2 separate regions of the Homo sapiens genome follow, and region 1 is linked to region 2. A link is a loop called in an ENCODE intact Hi-C map of the cell type or tissue named here. Cell type or tissue: ascending aorta. All regions are shown on one strand. Links, peaks and the distances in the headings refer to the core of each region. The heading gives the core; the rest is flanking DNA. Region 1 overlaps LARGE1 (LARGE xylosyl- and glucuronyltransferase 1). Region 2 holds the start of LARGE-AS1 (LARGE antisense RNA 1).

What was found. Peaks named below come from ENCODE experiments on the same cell type or tissue, not always from the same donor. Only the 100,000 strongest peaks of a DNase experiment are listed, where the experiment ranks them.
Region 1: a loop joins it to region 2, with 2.1 times the contacts of the local background. A loop is called at or near these places in 2 of 110 quality-filtered maps.

The regions. Positions count from the first base shown.
Region 1 is chr22:33,836,709-33,846,288 of GRCh38, forward strand. All of the region lies in intron 1 of LARGE1 (LARGE xylosyl- and glucuronyltransferase 1), which reads right to left. Among named protein-coding and RNA genes, the nearest start is that of LARGE1, 79 kb to the right of the region's middle. RefSeq lists enhancers at 5,193-5,252, 7,653-7,947. In ascending aorta, for the core only: no CTCF peak of the experiment used is centred there; a DNase peak (open chromatin) is centred at 5,142; H3K4me3 peaks cover 413 bases; H3K27ac peaks cover 1,473 bases.
Region 2 is chr22:33,722,128-33,731,707 of GRCh38, forward strand. All of the region lies in intron 2 of LARGE1 (LARGE xylosyl- and glucuronyltransferase 1), which reads right to left. It overlaps LARGE-AS1 (LARGE antisense RNA 1), which reads left to right and starts at 2,859. Exons shown (of 7, transcript NR_038950.1): 1 at 2,859-2,974; 2 at 3,485-3,629; 3 at 5,364-5,505. RefSeq lists an enhancer at 157-685. In ascending aorta, for the core only: no CTCF peak of the experiment used is centred there; a DNase peak (open chromatin) is centred at 4,524; H3K27ac peaks cover 1,242 bases.

The DNA.
Region 1 (9,580 bases), core at 767-8,766, 110 kb after region 2:
CTGGTGACCTAGACCAGTAACTTAACCCTTCTGTGATTCAGATTTTTTATCTGTAAAATAGGGATGGCCATCATTATCTACCTTACTGGAAAAAAAAAAAAAGAATTAATCCATGTAAAGTGTGAGGCCAAGACCTGGAACACTGTAAGTACCAACTACCATTATGACCTGATCACAAGAAACAGAGACTCAATAAGCCAGTTCAGATAATAGCAGTTTACCATGAACATACTGAGAACGAAAAGGGAGATGGGTCGTGCATGAATCCCAGAATAGTAACTGTAGTACAACCAAGCAATATAGAAGAATGTGGCTAGAACCCAGGCAGCACACGGGACCTCCATGTGGGAGAGTGAGCTTCGCCTCCAGCTAACTCTATAAGATCTGGCCCTGCTTTCTCCAGCCTCTTGTCCCACTGCTACATCCATGATTGTGATTGAAATGCCAAAGGCACAGGGATTTTGCAATACTTTTAATTTATGGGCAGTGAAATTTAATTTTCACATGCCACTCCATATATATATATATGGAGTAGAGAGTATTACATATACACACACACACACACACACACACCTATACATACATACATATGTGTACATATGGATACGAACAGGATATATACACACACACATATATAGTATACATATATGTGTTTATATATACATGTGTGTATGTATATATATCCTGTCCTGTCTCCCCCTGCAACATTACGAATTTTTTAACAACAAACACTTTCATGCATGCCCTAACATCTTCAAGAAAGGCTAATTCAAGTGGAGAGAGACCAGGACCAAAAGGATTGTGAGAGACAAACGTAACCATTGAAAACAGAGAAAAAGCAAGCAGCCTAAGTGAAAAGCATTTGTAAACTGTGAAAACCCTTGTGAGAGTCAGCTACATAGATGACTATGATCATCTGAGTCCATGAGGCATCTTCAGGATGCCTCGGAAGAAGAGCTGACCCAGGTGAGTGTGTTCGTATCAAACAGCTGCAGGTAGGGCTGAAGCCTATGGCCAGAGCCGGCTCTCAATGAGAACTTCAAGAGGCTCTGCCCCAAATGAGCCTCAGGTGTGCTAAGGTGGTGCCTTCAGCCCCAGGCCAGCAAGATATCTTCCACTTATCCCAGTACACTGAACAAACATTATCATTTTCCACAAAGTTTCAGGGTGGGAAAGTTGAGGATATTCTACTTTAGAACACGGGCCAGCAAAATTTTTATGTGTAAGGTGAGATAGTAAATCACGTAAGCTCTGCATGCCATACTTTCTCTCTGGCAACTCGCAATCACTGTAGTAGGAAAGCAACCACAGATAAGAGGAAACAGGCATGGTTGTGTGCCAAGAAAACTTAATTTATGGACAGTGAAATTTAATTTTCACGTGCTACAGAACAGTACTCTTGTTTTGATTTTTTTGGACACTTTAAACATGTAAAAGCCATTCTTAGCTCATGGGCTAAAGGAAGACAGACTGGCCCACAGAATGCAGACTCTTGCTCTCAATCATTACCCCTACACAATCTCTAGTAACATGGAACTTCAAGCTTCTGACATTCTATGTGGGGACTATGGCTGCTGAAATCTCGTCTATTCAATCTTCAGTGACTCATACAGCCACTAGGATCTCAAAAAATGTGTTTTAAAAAATTGGACAGGTGTAGTGGCTCATGCCTGTATTCCCAGCACTTTGGGAGGCCAAGATGGGAAGATTCCTTTAGGCCAAGAGTTTGAGACCAGCCTGAGCAACAGGGCAAGACCCCATCTCTACAAAAAGTTTAAAGATTAGCTGGATGTTGTTGAGCATGCCTGCAGTCCCAGCTACTTGGGAGGCTGAGGCAGGAGGATCACTTGAGCCCAAGAGTTTGAGGCTGCAGTGTGAGCTATGATTGTGCCACTGCACTCCACCCTGTCCCCAGCAAAATAAATAAATAAATAAATAATTGTCCTTTAGCGATTTCTATCCTAATAAAACATCTTTGGCAGTAGATCACCACTGCGTTCTGGAACAGTCCGTCCTACTGGTGGGGAGTTCCAGAGGTTAAAAGTTCTTCCTGAGATGATGTTCATCTCCCTCACTCCCCCAAAGGCTCCTGGGTCTCCCTGATTGTGTCTGCAGAATTAATCCAATCCATCTTACCCGTGACGGCTCTCCACGTTTTTTGTTTATATCAGGGAGGAAAAAAATGAAAGGAATGAACTACTCCCATAATAGAAAAACCTTTGCCAGGAGAGGAAGTGAATGTAGAATTTCTGATAGAAACCAATGCTTTTACCTAAACAGTGGCTTCAGAAATAGCCCAGTCCATAGACCCACCAAAAAGTCAAGAAATAATTTAGGATATTAGTTCATTTTTGCATCGCTAGAAAGAAATTCCTGAGGCTGAGTAACTTATAAAGAAAAGAGGTTTAACTGGCTCATGGTTCTGCAGGCTTGTACAAGAAGCATAGCACCCACATCTTCTGCACTTCTGGAGAGGGCCTCAGGAAACTTACAATCATGGTGGGAGGTAAAAGAGGAGCAGACACGTCACATGACAAAAGTGGGAGCAAGAAAGAGGGAGGAGGTCTCAGATTCTTTTAAACAACCAGATTTCTCATGAGTAAGAACTGTTTCATCACCAAGGGGTCAGTGCTAACCCATTCATGAGGAATCAGTCCCCATGATCTAATTACCTTCCACCAGCCCCATCTCCAACACTGTGGATTTCACTGCAACATGAGATTTGGAGGAGACAAACATCCAAACCATATCAGCGAGAAAAAAGCATGTTTTCCTCAACCCCTGGCAGAGAAGATCCCCATTTACACATATGTTGGAACAAACAAATAAATAACTGAACAAATAAGTGACCATATGTTAGCATGCCAATAGAGAACATTCTCATTCTACCGCAGCCTGTATAGATCACAAAAACAGAACAACTAGTGAGAATAAGATTTAGTAGCCTGAACAGTTAAAATATGAATGCTATGGGGACCAATTGATTCTTTGCTAAAATTCTTAATTTCCCTAGAGACAGACTGACTGCCTTCAAATCACACGTTTACATGAAATAAAAAAATAAGAAAAGCGATTATTAACTACCTACCAGGTATGAGGCACTTTGACTTGCGTCACCTCATCTAACTTTCATGCATGCCTACTACAATGAACTATGCCCCTCATTGTTCCAGAGAAGATCACCTGGACCCAGGAAACGTGGGGGCTCCAGGCTTCAAACCCAGATGCATTCAACCCTAAAGCCCAGGCACCTTCTGCTGTAGGAGACATAAAACCCTGCTGATCCCATTTACTTATGAAACGATCTATGGGCCAGATCATTAGAGAAAATGCCTCTAAAATGCCTCCGAATTGAAGGTGGTAAGAAACTATGTAAACCAACACAGGAAAATGAATACGCAGGAAATGCACACCCATACTAACTAGGTTTAGGATTTTGCCCTACTTCATATTCAATTATAAAACTATTTGATTTAATAATATATGCAAAGCAGCACTGCACCAAATCGGCACCCCCTCAAGAAAATGCACATCCCCTCACTGTAAAATCTAGGAAAAATAATAGAATCCATGCATAAAAAGGGACCTAGTTTTTAAAAGACAAAAATGGTCATAAAAATGAATAAGAAATCCTGTTGCAGTTTTACTTCCTGTCTTTAAAAACTTTTTATACATACATTCTTTTAAAACTATTTTTGAAGACCAACTCACTTTGGCAAAATACTGAGAGTAATATAGTTTAATCTCTATTAGCTTGGAGCTGTGAAACTACATTGTTGATTTATTTCTCACACAGTCAAAATTTGGTGTGAAAGGTTCTAGCATCTTTTCTTGCAAATATCTAGTATTTTACCACTTTTAAAGTACTATTGGATCTATTGCCCTCCTTCATCTTTACAGCAACCCTAGATATAAGGTAAGTACAGACAGTCCCCGATTTAGGATAATTCGACTTAGATTTTTCAGCTTTTTTTTTTTCTGGGAAAGGGTCTCGCTCAGTCACCCAGGCTGGAGCACAGTGGCGTGATCACGGCTCACTGCAGCCTAAACTCCCCAGGCACATGCTACCATGACCATCTAATTTTTCTAGTTTTTATACAGACAAGGTTTCGTCACGTTGCCCAGGCTGGTCTCGAACTCCTGGGCTCAAGTGATCCACCCGCCTCAGCCTCCCAAAGTGCTGGGATTACAGGCGTGAGCCACTGCACCTGGATGACTTTCCAGCTTTATGATGATGCAAAAGCAATATGCATTCAATAGAAACTATACTTGAGTACCCATATAACCATTCTGTTTTTCATTTTCAGTACAGTATTTAATATACCTAGGCTTAGGTTGCATGATTTTGCCCAAATACAGGCCAATGAAAGTGAGCATGTTTAAGGCAGGCTAAGCTAAACTATGCTGTAATGTAGGTTAAATGTATTAAACGCAAATTTTGAACTTGATATTTTCAACTTACGATGGGTTTAGCAGGATGCAATCTATGCTAAGCCAAGGTGCGTCTGTTCTGTTACTCTCATTTTTTTTTCCTCTTACAAATGTACAAAAAATGTTTCAGAGTTTTTGAGGGAGCTTTCCAATGAAAGTGACAGAAAATCCAACTCAAACTAATGCAGGCAAAATAAAGGACTGAATAGTTCACAATCTGTAAGGTCCAGAGGTGAATCTACCCTGTGGCAAGGTTTGATCTGGGTCCAGGAGATGGCCTGGTCCCTCTCCACCTCAGCTCTGCTCTCATCCACACGGACTTCATACTCAGATGCCATGCAGTAGCAAGACAGCTACTAGGTTGGATGTAGCTACAATATCCGCAGCTCCAACCTCTGAGTTCAAGGCCAGTGGGAAAGAACACACATACCTCTCAACAGCCCCAACAAAAGCCTCATCACATCTTGTGGGCTCCAACTAGGTCATGAAACCACCTCTAAGCCAATTACTATAAGCCAGTATTAGGAATAATCTGAGTCCTATGTCTCCCCCTGAAGCCCTGCACAATATCATCTCCACCAAAGTCCATGGGCTAAAGGGTGGGTGTGAGTGTGGGTCTCCCTGGGAAAACTAAGCAGGGTGAATAAATACAAAGTCAGAAAGCCAAGAGATCCTCAGCACAGGCTATGTGACTTGCCCTGAGTCACACTGCTACTAAGAGACAAAATCAGGACTCATGCACAAATCTCCTGGGACCGAGTACTCCAAAAATAGTGGCAAATTATTTTAAAGCACACGGGTGAATCACAAAAAGTCCTCCAAACTGAACCTCTTGGTCACAAATAACAGTCTAAAATATTTAACAAACTGCCAACAGGACTTCAAAGAAAGCCACTTACAAAATAGAAAGTTTGTAACATTAAACACAGTTACTGTTATCGAAATCGAAATCCCTTTATAGTTCTAAATGGTTCCTTACCATCTAGAAAGTCAGAACACTGTACTCAAAAGTAAAATCGAAAAGCTTTTTGATCTATTTTTGTCTCTACACGGACGTAAAGCACCGAATCCTATTTATTAAGTGCCTTCGACGCACGCTGTTGCTCTGGCGATTCGCAACTCGAAAATGACACTTACTATTCAGCTAGAGATTAGAATCTCAAGCAGTAGGGCATTTTTTAATAAAAAATTAAATTAAAAATAGATTTGCCATTGTCTGCTTAATAAAACTAGTAGCTCTGCTGGCTTAGAGGGGAAATAACATATTTCTTCGGATTTTTATATATTCATCTGAGCAGTGCTAAAAAATAAAACAAAGTTACTAATATTCATATCTTGAGCAATTGTACATTGCTTCTAACTATACATTCAATCTCTCTGGCACATCCACTGTGGCCCTGAGCAGCCAGTACAGGCTCTTCTACCAAAACGAAGCAAGCCACTCCAAAACCTGACGCGTGCAGGTGTCACGAAACACCAGGTGCAGCTTGACAGATGTGAGCCAAATAAGGAAACATTCAGCCCAGCACTGCCCAACAGTCATGATGTATATTTTCTACATCTGTGCTCTAAAATATGGTGGCCACTAGCTGCAGGTGGCTATTGAGACTAAGGAACTGTATTTTTAATTTTATTTCATTTCAACTCATTTAAAGTAGCCACATGCCGCTAATGGCTACTGATCTAGAGGGCAGCTGGGATGTTACTCTTGAGAATGTCTCCAGCATTTTACCTGTTGCTCTCTCTCACTCACATTTCCCATTCTAGCACAAACAAAACAAAACAAAACAAAACAAAACAAAACAAAACAAAACAAAAAAACCACAACACCTACAGTTCTCCAAACAGGGCATCTGTTTTGTTCCTCTGGGGGGGTCCTGTCTATGTTGTTCACGTGGCCCTGGATTTCCATACTCCTAGCCTTCCTGGAAGACATCCTTTTCATCCTCACAACCCAACCCAGGCTTTATCTCTTCTGTGAAGCTGTCCTTGATTTTCCGTTCTATCTTCCCTGCTTGTGAATGGGTCAGCTCTCCTTCCCCACCGCCCTGTGCGTGTGAACATCTTTGTTCAGTATACTGCAGTGGGTCGGGAGTATGTCCCTTCCAGACTGGAAGGCAGAGAGGGTGGCTGTAAGGATTGGCACTTTGGGCCAGGCACAGTGGCTCATGCCTGTAATCCCAGCACTTTGGGAGGCTGAGGCAGGAGAATCGCCCGACCCCAGGAGACAGAGTTTGCAGTGAGACGAGATTGCACCACTGCACTCTAGCCTGAGGGATAGAGCAAGACTCCCTCTCAAAAAAATAAATAAATAAATAAATAAATAAATAAAAATAAAAAATTAAAGAGGTCTCAACAGAGGTAGACAGGGAAAGAGTAGCGGATGCAGGAAGATCCAAAATGCATATGGGGGTTTATTCAAACCGCACTCAAACCCTCTAGCAGTCCCACCACCATCCTCTCCAGAGGTCCCACCCCTGCCCCAAGCCCTCCCTGTACCCACAACCTGGCCAAACCTCTACTCAAATGTTACTGATGAAAACAAGTCTTATCCTGCAGGTTTGAGTGCAGTAAAAGAAGTTTAAAGGCCACTGGTCCAAAATGGCCGTAAGAGAATATATGTGCAACTCTGTTCCCACAGTCTGTTCCCGGCACCCTTCCTCCCACTTCTAGTTTACTCATCTCCTTTCTTTCCTAAGAGGCCAAGGCGGGCGGATCACCTGAAGTCAGCAGTTCGAGACCAGGCTGCCCAACACATTAAAACTCCGTCTCTACTAAAAATACAAAAAACTAGCTGGGCATGGTGGTGGGAACCTATAATCCCAGCTAGTTGGGAGGCTGAGGCAGGAGAATCGCTTGAACCCGGGAGGCGGAGGTTGCAGTGAGCCGAGATGGTGCCACTGCACTCCAGCCTGGGTGACAAAAGTGAAACTCCGTCTCAAAAAAAAAAAAAAAAGACAAGAAAAAACCTCCAATTTACAGACAAGACTTGCAACCCTAGATTCTGTGTTCCACAGTGTCCCTAACCCTGAAAGACAGGATACCTCTTGAGACCGTCCAAGGTTTCTTGGTTTTATTGAGGGCAAATAAAGATGAGAGCAGGTGAAACAAGCATTAAAAATGATTAAGTGTTCAACATACAGGCTTTCTAGCCCAGGAAGAGTCCCAATGAGACTGTTTGTTTCCCAAATTCAATGTATTCCTCCTGCTATAATGCTCCCTGGCACAGGGAGTTTAGTAAAGAGCAAGCTGGGAGCTGGGAGCATGCAGTAAGTGCATCTCCAATGGGGCTCTCCTTTCGGTGCTTTGAACACAGGAAGTGATTTCAATTTCAGCACAGCTTCCACTTAGGACGATCAGGCAGCACTGGAAGCTGGAATGCAGGTGACCTATCTTCCTTGGGGCCCCTGTGCAAGAGGTCTGAAGGGTAATGACTGGGGACCGGCATGACTGAAGAGCATAAAAACAGCTGCCATGGGGTCTGGGGATTGGCGACTTGCCTACCGTGCGAACTTGGGTATATCACCTCCCCTCTGTGTGCTTTGGTTTCCTTGTTTATAAAATAAGAGTGTGGTTTCCAAACTTTTTTTTTTTTTTTGAGACGGAGTTTGGCTCTTGTTGCCCAGGCTGGAATGCAATGGCACAATCTCGGCTCACTGCAACCTCCGCCTCCCGGGCTCAAGAGATTCTCCTGCCTCAGCCTCCTGAGTGGCTGAGATTACAGGCACGCACCACCATGCCTGGCTAATGTTGTATTTTTAATAGAGATGGGGTTTCTCCATGTTGGTTAGGCTGGTCTTGAACTCCTGACCTCGTGAGCCACCCGCCTCGGCCTCCCAAAGTGCTGGGATTACAGACGTGAGCTACCGCGCCTGGCCTCAAACTTTTCTTTCTATAAATAACAAGCCCCCTTTTTGTCCCCAATAAAATCTTCCGGGAAATGCAAAGATCTAAAACACACAGGTGACGCATCTGTGATTGAAGTGTATTTACAGGATTCTAAAGTCCCACTTACCTGAGTCTCTCTCCCTTACCTCCCCCAGCCCCTGGGAAACCCAGAATCCTAGAAGTTCATGGAATGATATTAGGGAACTAGATCATCTTTGTAGCATCACATCAAGTTGAAAAATTCCAGGATGGGATGTATAATGGATCTTATTTATTTACTTATTTATTTTTAGTTTTTGAGACAGAGTTTCACTCTTGTTGCCCAGGCTGGAGTGTAATGGCACGATCTCAGCTCACCGCAACCTCTACCTCCTGGGTTCAGGCGATTCTCCTGCCTAAGCCTCCTGAGTAGCTGAGATTACAGGCATGCGTCACCATGCCCGGCTAATTTTGTATTTTTAGTAGAGACGGGGTTTCTCCATGTTGGTCAGGCTGGTCTCGAACTCCTGACCTCAGATCATCTACCCGCCTCAGCCTCCCAAAGTGCTGGAATTACAAGTGTGAGCCACCACGCCTGGCCTATAATGGACCTTATAATGCATATCTTTAGGAAATGGCTAAGAAATAGACTAAATCATTATTTCACTTAACATTTGTATTATGAAAAATGTTAAAAACATTAAAACAAGAGAGTCCCTATGTACCTATGACCCAATATCAGTAATTATCAAGTCATGATAATTACAGCCTTGTTTCCTCTCTAACCTACTCATTCCCATGACTCCCTTTCTCCCCGCCCCGTGATTACTTTGAAGCAAATCCGCGATATACTATCATCTTGGTCCTGAGGGTTTCAAAATCTTTATTTTTAAATCTCAATTTCATTACCACACTAAGAAAAGAACATTAATTCCTTAACTTCATCTAAAATCCACAAGCCACCAGTGCCATCAAATTTTCCCCTTTACAATTTCCTTGGTGAAGAACAGAGCTGTTTTTCTACAGAGTTTTCCGCTGTCTGAATTTTCATGACAGCGTCTCTGTTTGTCATTTAACCTGCATCTCTGCCCTCTGTATACTTCCTGTGACTTCATAGCTAGATCTAGGGTCTTGAACAGATCCAAGTTCTGTTGCGGGAAGTCAGGGACCCCAAACGGAGGGACCGGCTGAAGCCATGGCAGAAGAATGTGGATTGTGAAGATTTCATGGACATTTATTAGTTCCCCAAATTAATACTTTTATAATTTCTTATGCCTGTCTT
Region 2 (9,580 bases), core at 1,122-9,121:
CTGTAATCTCAGCTACTCGGGACTCTGAGGCAGGAGAATCGCTTGAACCTGGGAGGCGGAGGTTGCAATGAGCCGAGATCACGCCACTGCCCTCTAGCCTGGGAGGGAGAAAGGAAGGGAGGAAGAGGGAGAGGGAGAGGAGGGAGAGGGAGAGGAGGGAGAGGGAGAGGAGGGAGAGGGAGAGGAGGGAGAGGGAGAGGAGGGAGAGGGAGAGGAGAGGAGGGAGAGGGAGAGAGAAGAAAGGAAAGGAAGGAAAGGAAGGAAAGAAGGGAGGGAATTACTTTGTCAATTATAAGTCATTAGGAAGATACTAAGGTCAATGATGTGGTGATGACAAAAATAACAGTAACAAATATTGTGACAAATACAACGGTAAAAGTCCTTCAAGTGAATGAAAACGTGTTGAGCACCTATGATGTGCATGGAACCGAGCTGCACATTATGGGGGAAATACATCATTCCTGCCCTTAGAATTGAATGAACACTCAAAAACATCCAACAGAGTCACAGCAGAAGGCACGTTATAGTAAGTCACCCAATGGAGGGAAGTATAATGGCAAGACCAAAGACAGAAAAATAATCCTGATAAGACAGAATGGAAGAAACAGTGAAGAGGGACTCTACAAAAAAGGTGAGGTAGGTCTAGGAAGAAGGGGGTGGACCCTGCATGAGTTAACAACACAGAGACAGAAAAGGAACACGTGCATTCAGGGAACCATCGAGGCCGCAGCATGGGTAGGCTGCTGATTGGGGTCGCAAGTGGGAGTTGAGGTCGGAGCTTGGGGGTGAGCTGTTTTGATGACGTTGTAAAGGGAAATTAGAGCAAGATCCTGGAATGCGGTAAGTGAGCCACTAACAATATCTGGCCTTACTCACTTGCTTTCTAGGCAATGAGGAGCCACAGAAAGCCTTTGAACAGGGAGTGGCACAGCCTTTGAGGAAGATTCCTCTGGAATCTATACGAAAGGCTGGAGGATAAAAGGAGGCAGAAAGCAAAGCCAAAGGGGTCAGACAGAAGCTAGCAAAGGCTTGTTCGAACAAGGAAGCCATTAGAGACAATTACAAGAAAGAGAAGTTTCTAGTTTAAAAGAACCGTATGAAGCTCTCGTTAAAAAGAAAACGGAGTTGCAGTAGTGAATTTCCAGGTTGGCTGCAGACCAAGCCCAGATTTAGGTTCACGGTGTAAAGAGCACAGCCTTCAGGGTCCAGGGGCAAAGGGAGGCATGCCATCTTTCTTTCTCCCAAGAAACAGCTCCAGGATGTGGGTGATGTACAAAGAAATTCTAGAATCAGCTCATGTCTACAGATGCTTTGGAAATCCATTGTGTCCAGTGAGGTACTGTAAGGTGATGAGTGGAAACAAGAATGAAAAAGGTGCTTGCTGATTCCAAAAACCTTACACACAGACACACACACTGATATCAGGCGGATTTGGGTAAGGCTCATATGAAGTTAATCAACAAATCAAGGGAAAAGGGACATGGAATTTGGAAAATGACTAAGAAATGTTGGAAGATAAAATTTGTGGTGTACCTTAGAGAGAAAAACTCCTGTATTTCAGGAGACTGCCATCCACACAGGCATTCTGAGCCCCCCTTTTTTCCCCCTCTACCCATGTGTGATGGTCTCTCTGCGGGACCTCATTCATTCACACAACTCCCTATACCACCCTTAACCTGAGAAGGGCCCGGCTGGGCCACCAAACCCAATTGCGATTCATCACTGAGCCCAGCCTTTGGTTGCAGCCAAAACAGGAAAGAGAATGAAGGAGGCTAGAAATACCACAAAGGCAAACTTGGAGCTAGTGCCCACCAAACCAATTCCCTGCTTCAGAAATGGAACGATGCTGAACTGTCAGCTGAAGAAGGCTGCACAGCTTGAAAGAGGAAGCGTCAAAGGAAGCTTGGTGGAGAGGAGAGTGTGAATAGGGAAGTGCCAACAGGGACACGTGCAGGGGGTGGGAAGGCAGGCAGGACGCCCAGTGAGAGTGACAGAGGCCAGCAGAGCACGAGTGTGCAAGGAAACACAGGGAACGAGAGGCTGCGTGGCTGACAGTGTGCCGGGGTGACAGGCGGATACGGCACATGACGCAGAGTGGAAGACAACCACAGGTAGAGAAGTGTCAGCAAAGGAATGCATTTTTGCTGTTCTCCTAACAATTCAGCACACATCAGATGGGAAGGGTGAAGGAGGAGAGCATGAGACAGGGGTGAAAAGCAGAGCCACAGGGACAATGAAGGACTAAGTCCCATAATACAAAGACCACGGGTCTTTCTTGACTAGACTGATGATGCTATGGGGGTGGAGGTGGAAGTGGGAATCCCTGGCTCTCAGCCACAGTTCTATAAGGGTCACCTTCGTGCCCTCATCTGTATGCTCCAGTAGGCTCATTACCCAGGAGAGAATTATCTCCAGATAGAGAAGGGAAGAGTTGATATAATGTAGACCAAACTCCACCCAGCCATGCCCACAGGCTATGGTACGGGAGACCCATTCCTCCCAGAAAATGGTGAACAAAGGCTCTGCATGCATTTATCAACTTTGTAACAGTCATGGTAACTTCTTCTCCCTTGGCTCATTCATTTATTCATCCATTCATTCATTCGGCAATTATTACTGAGTGTCTGGGACAAGCTGGGCACTTCTAAGTGTACTGAACATGACCAACCAATCACCTGCCCTCAGGGAGTTTACAGTCCAGCGGGAGAACATAGAAAAGAGACAGTCTCAACAGCCAGCAAATACAGTGGAGGCATCAGGCAGTGATCAGAGTTGTGAAGGAAATAAAGGAAGGAAAGGTGGGGTGGGAGGAGGAGGGTTCTGATTCTGACTTCATAAAGGGCCCTCTCTCACAAGGTGAAGTGTAAACAAAGACCTGCAGGAAGTAAAGGGGCTACAAGGGATCCATGGAAAGAGCATTCCCAGAAGCGGGGCCAGGGCAGTGCGCACAGTGAGGAGAGCAGGTGTGTGTGAGGTGAGTAAGAGAAGACACAAGGGTGGGGGCCGCGGGAGGCAGAGCCAGGAGGGCAGGGCTGAGTGGCTCTGGAAGCTCTGGAAAGGCCAGCGGTCAGGTCTGATGGTGGGTCTGAGCAGAGTCGCTTTGTGACACCCTTCTGCTACTGCATGGGGCGAGGGAAGAATCCCAGGATGTGGTCTGGGAGGCAGGAGCACAGAGGCGACAGGGTGGTGACCTGCCCATTGGCCTCGGCCGGTATTCTGAATGCAAGGGTCAGCAGCAGCAACTGTGCAATAGTGCCTTTCTTTTCAAAGAGCCAGCTGCTCTGATTCACAGACAGTCCCTCCCAGTTGAGGGTTCATCAGGAACTAGAGGACCAACCAACAAGGTCATTTACCTGTCACCACTGCTGCATTCACTGGTAATCAAAAGGGGCAGGGTAGGGGAGGACCACGAACCCAAAGAGAAGGTCTGGGAGCATGCAGACATGCCTCTCAAGCCTCACAATTGTCCTTTTGCTAAATTTAGGTTGAAACAAAACGTTCAAAGCCCCCTCGGAAGCCCATCCACAGGTGTGTGACTGTGAACCGCATCGTAATCTCCTAGAAAGCAAGAACATCAGGCTTACATTTTCCACTTGCCTCTCACGGCTCAGAGCTCTGCAGTATATACAGTAAGCACCAAATGAACACTTTTCAGATAAATTAAATAACTGCAGAATAGTCATAATGACAGTGTTTTTTTTAAAACAATATTTAATAATTGCTTACTCTGTGCCAGTACTTTTCAGCCAAGGGCAATTTGCCCCCCTGCCGCGGAGACATTTGGCAATGTCTGGAGACACTTTTGGAGTCACAAATCAGGGGAGAGATGCTGCTGGTACATAGTAGGTTCGGAAAGCTGCAAAATGTCATACAGTTCACAAGACAGCCTCCCTGCCCCCCATAAGGAAGGATTCTCCAGCCCCCAAAATCTAGCGCTTATAAATCACTATTTATTTTCACAGCTACTCTTTTTTTTTTTTTTTTCCAGTTGAGGAAACTGGGCCCTGAGACATTAACTTGCCCAAAAGATCACAGTGGGCAACATTCTAGAGCACAGTGGAAGCCGACAGGTAAATAAGTAGATGGGTAGAGTGCAACAGACAGGCAGACAGATTGAGACAAAAATGGGAAAACTGGGAAATATGGAAAAGAACAGGGAATGGATGAAAAGTAGTCCTAAGCCAAGCTCTGCCAAGAAATGACACATGGCCCTGGGCCTTCCCCTCCTGACTCTAAACCTGAGAGCACACAGCTATAAAATTCCAGGAGGTGTAGAAGATCACTGACTTCCAGCTTTAACATCTTCAGGACAAGTTTTTCCCTGCAACTGAAATATTAGCATTATATAAATACTCGTAAACACGTGGCAATATTCACCGTACAAATCCTAAATTCCTTCCCCTTTACTCAGCAAAGGCAGGAGATGCCAAATGTCTTATGATATACTCCTCCCCTCCTCCTTTCCTTGCTTCTAAAAATATCTGTGAACAGCCACCTGTGCCAAGCACTGAGCCAGGGCTGGAAATATTCTAATGCCAGATGTGCAAAGTCCTTTTTAATATGGTGTATTTGTGAAGCTTCCATTACTTGGCCAGCCCCAAGGTGGGCAATTTCCCTACTGCACAGATGGGGCACTACACTGGGACTCCAGCTAACTTTATAAGCAGCAGGCAAGACTGGGGGAATTGGGGTGCAGGGACAGAATTCCCTCCCCACTCGGATCATGCCTCCCAGTCAGTGTCAATATCTACCTCTCTGCTCAATAAATCCTGATGATCATCTTAATAGAAATCATTACCTACTAAATGGCAAAGGAATGAGAAAGCAAGGCAATATGGATGAGAGAAAGAGGTTTTGAGATGAGATGTGAGTAGATTTGGAAAAGCCGGGTAGGGAGAATCAGTCTGTCATGGCTAGCACGGATGGGTCAATGCCGGCAGCAGAAACAAGGCTCCCTGAAGGTCAAGGTGACAGGGGGAAGCCAGGAGGAGCTGGAAGACAGTTATGGATGGGCTCCAAATTGGTCCCTAAAGAAAATGATGTTTTCTATTTCTTATGACAATATTGTTATAGGGCTGTTAACAAGAATCAAGAAATGTCAGACTGTGCCAAGGGATGACATCCAGTAACAGCCTGAGCTGGTTTGATTAAGCCATTTAATTAGCATCTGTTTGGGGCTGGGCACTGAACAGAGGGTGATCCATTCACCATCTGATTCAATTCTCTCATTAAAGGAGGTAGTAGGTATTACTCTTGTATATATCGCAATGAGGAACCAAGACCCATAAAGGTGCTAATATTTTGCTAAACCAAATAAAGTAAAAGAGTGTATCTAATGCCCTGTTTCTCTCACCACCCTACAGCAATGTCAGTGAAGATGGAAAACAGAACGTGGAGAGAGATGTAGCTTACTAGAGCCCTGTGGCTTCAATCCCCACCAGGAATGTCGTTTAAGAGGAAGGTGATCTAGCACAAATTCACATTTGCTTGAGGAAGAATACAAATGTATGTCTGTTTATCTTCTTGGTCTGGAAAGTATTATTATCATGTCCATCTTATAGATGCAGAAAGTAAGACCCAGAAGAATCACATGATACACGTGATATCACAAATATACTGGCTGATAAGGCTGGGACCTGAAACTAGTTCCTCTCTCTAAATGGCTAACACAGAAAACCAAGGCAACGACAGTCAGGGAAGGCAGGGACTTCCTGAGGCTTGGAAAGGTCAGGGGAAGCTTCTTAGGGCAGGTGAGATTTGAGCAGAGCAGGGCCAGCATTAAAGACATCAGCAGGGAGGAGAGGTGAGATCAAAGGACTGGGGACAGGTAAGGGGTATTCAGGGGTCAGGTAGATGGATCTGCACTCACAAGCCCTGATATCAAAGGCCAAGTGTCCATATAAACAGAGAGAAAACCCAAGTCTGATCCAGCAATGTCTTGCTCAAAGCCCTTGAAATGACTTCACATCAACTGTGCTACTCAATTCATATGATCTGGCTCCTGTCTACTTCAGTAGCCCCAACTCCACTTGTAGTATCCCGTATTCATCATCTACACCTATACACATATGCAGGCTATTCCTCCAGCCTACAGACTCTTTATCCCACAAATTAAAAAATTTCCAGAACGGCCAGGCTCAGTGGCTCACTCCTGTAATCCCAACACTTTGAGAGGCCAAGGCAGGCAGATCACTTGAGGTCAGGAGTTCAAGACCAGCCTGGCCAACATGGTGAAATCCCGTCTCTACTAAAAATACAAAAATTAGCCAGGCACGGGGGTGCATGCCTGTAATCCCAGCTACTCAGGAGGCTGAGGCAGGAGAATCGCTTGAACCTGGGAGGCAGAGGCTGCAGTGAGCCAAGATCACGCCACTGCACTACAGCCTGGGCAACAAAGCGAGACTCCGTCTCCACCCCTACCACCAAAAAAAAAAAAAAAAAAAAAAAAAAAACCAACAACAGAGACACATTTCCAGGGGATTTCTTCCAGGTACCACCTGTGGGAAGTTGTCCCTGACACTCCAGGACAGACACACTCCCAGTAGGCAATGCCTGTTAGGCAGGTAGGATGCTATACTAGACTGGCCTGCTGTGTCCCACTTCCTCACTAGCTACTAGAGGGCAGGACCCATAGGTCTACACCCATGAGGTAGACACTCAATAATTATCAAGTCTACAAACACACGGTTACGGATAGAGGAAGGGAGTAAATATAGTATTAGGTGAGTGAGTCCTTGGCCTGCGGTTGGCCTCAGCTTTCTCTACTTTGCCAAAGAAATAATATCCAGCTTTCTTTACTTGTCTGATAATGTTTGTAAAAAGATCCAGAAGCTCAAAGGTATTAACTGTCACCCCCCTCCCCACAAAAAAAGGCATTCTTGGAATGAGCTTTTATTTCAGAAAAGAAACCAATTTATGTAGTGTCATCATAAAATAATGCATAGAGATGATGAACTGACGATGATATAGTGATAAGAATTCTTGTTTCATTTATAATATAAACCTTAATTCCTGCCCTCCCCCAAAATGAGTTAACTTACAATTAAAACACATGTATATAGAACACCAAAGTGCAGATTAAGCAAAAGGCAATATGCAATGGGGAAAGGAATTGGGAAGGAAATAATTACATGAAGTCACAGCCAAAGATACTGACTGCAATCAACCATCCAATTTTAAGGCAGCAGCCTCAGAAGGAAGAGAAAAAGACATGAGTTGAATTAGGTCTCTCTCCTTTGACAGAAGGGACATTGAACAATGTCATGGGAAATGGGTTAAGCTTCAGCCTTTCAAGGGATATAAACTATCACTAATGCATTCCAGAAGATGAGGAATCAAATTTACTTGCTGTGCTCAATATCATGAGAGATAAATATGCTAATAATATGATCAGTTAGGGTATAACACACCAGACTTCCTCCATCCAATGACTCTGGTCTGCTTCAAAGTAGCCACATTAGGAGGCTTTTCATTTACTTCCACTGAAAATGCCACCAATCCCTCAAAGAGCTGGGTGCCCTTATTTAAGGGCCTGCAAAGCCCATTCCCAAACAACAGGCGCTATCAAGGACAATGAAGATCAACAACAGGAACACAGGATGGACATGGCCCTAGCCCCTTCCCTAAGCCTTGGTTCCTACAGTTGCAAAGATCTTTATCTCTGCTTCCTGAGGAAGGCTGTCAAGAGAAGCAAATGAGTTAGCGTACACACATGTAGAGGCTCTCATGCTTACCCGTTCTCCCCTCATCAAGTATTTATGGAGGACCTATAAGATGCCAGGCATGAGTCTCATTGTTGGGGTATGGAAATGACAGAAGTCCCTGCCCTCATGAAGTGTGTGTGTGCGTGTGTGCATGCGTGTGTGTGTGCGTGCATGCGTGCGTGTGTGTGTTGAGGGAGACAGAGACCAAAATACAGTTAACCCTTGAACAACACGGGTTTAAAGTGCATGAGTCCACAAATACACAGATTTTCTCTTGCCTCTGCCACCCCTGAGACAGCAAGACCAATCTCTCCTCCTCCTCAGCCTACTCAACATGAAGATGAAGATGAAAACCTCTATGATGATCTGCTTCTACTTAATACATAGTAAATATATTTTCCTTTTGATGTTCTTAATAACAATTTCTCCTCTCTAGTTTACTTCACTGTAAGAGTACAGTATATAATATATAACATACATACAAACTACATGTGAATCAACTGTTACTGTTAAAGCTTCTGGTCAACAGTAGGTTATCAAGAGTCAAATGTTCAGGAAGTCAAAAGTTATATGCATCTCCACGATGTGCTTATTTCACATTGCATGCCTGTACCAAAACAACTCATGCACGCTGTAAATCTATACACCTACTATGTATCCATAAAATTGTTTTTGAAAGCTTACACGAATTTTTGACTGTGCAGGGGGTTAGTGTCCCTAGTTCCCATGTTGTTTAAGGGTCAACTGTAATATGACTGTATTATACAACATATTAAAAAGTGGTAAGGAGAAAAATTAAGTAGGGATGAATGATGAGAAGTGGAGAGGGGGTTGCATTTCTATTTTATTTTATTTTTATTATAATTACTTTTTTTTTGAGACGGAGTTTTACTCTTGTTGCCCAGGATGGAGTGCAATGGTGCTATCTCGGCTCACTGCAACCTCCGCGCCTCCCTGGTTCAAGCGATTCTTTTGCCTCAGCCTCCCAAGTAGCTGGGATTACAGGCATGCGCCACCACACCCGGCTAATTTTTTTCTGTATTTAGTAGAGACAGGATTTCACCATGTTGGTCAGGCTGGTCTGGAACTCCTGACCTCAGGTGATCCACCCACCTCCACCTCCTAAAGTGCTGGGATTACAGGCGTGAACCACTGCGCCCAGCCTGCAATTTTTTTTTTTTTTTTTTTTTGAGACGGAGTCTTGTTCTGTTGCCCAGGCTGGAGTGCAGTGGTGTGATCTTGGCTCACTGCAAGCTCCGCCTCCCGGGTTCACGCCATTCTCCTGCCTCAGCCTTCCCAGTAGCTGGGACTACCAGGCGCCTACCACCATGCCTGGCTAATTTTTTGTATTTTCAGTAGAGACGGGGTTTCACCATGTTAGCCACGATGGTCTCGATCTCCTGAACTTGTGATCCGCCCACCTCAGCCTCCCAAAGTGCTCGGATTACAGGCATGAGCCACCGCACCCAGCCCGGCCTGCATTTCTAAGTAGAATGACCCGAGAGAACTTATTGAGATAGTGATATTGGGGCAAAACTTGGATATCTGAGGAGGTTAAATTCAGGAAAGGGAATAGCTAGTTGTATTCGTCAGAGCTGTTAAATTCAGGAAAGGGAATGGCTAGTTGTATTCGTCAGAGCTGTAGCAGGAAAAAGATGCCATACTCAAACTGGGTAATTTGAAGAGCGTGTAATAACAGAGTAGAATGGTGCTTCCTGGGGCTGGGGGGAGGAAGAAATGTGGAGGTATTATTCAAAGGGTACAATATTACAGTTACACAAGATGAGTAAGTCCTACAGAGCTACTGCAAAACACAGAGCCTATAGTTAACAATACTGTATCGTAGACTTCGAAGTTTGCTGGGAGGGTAGATTTAT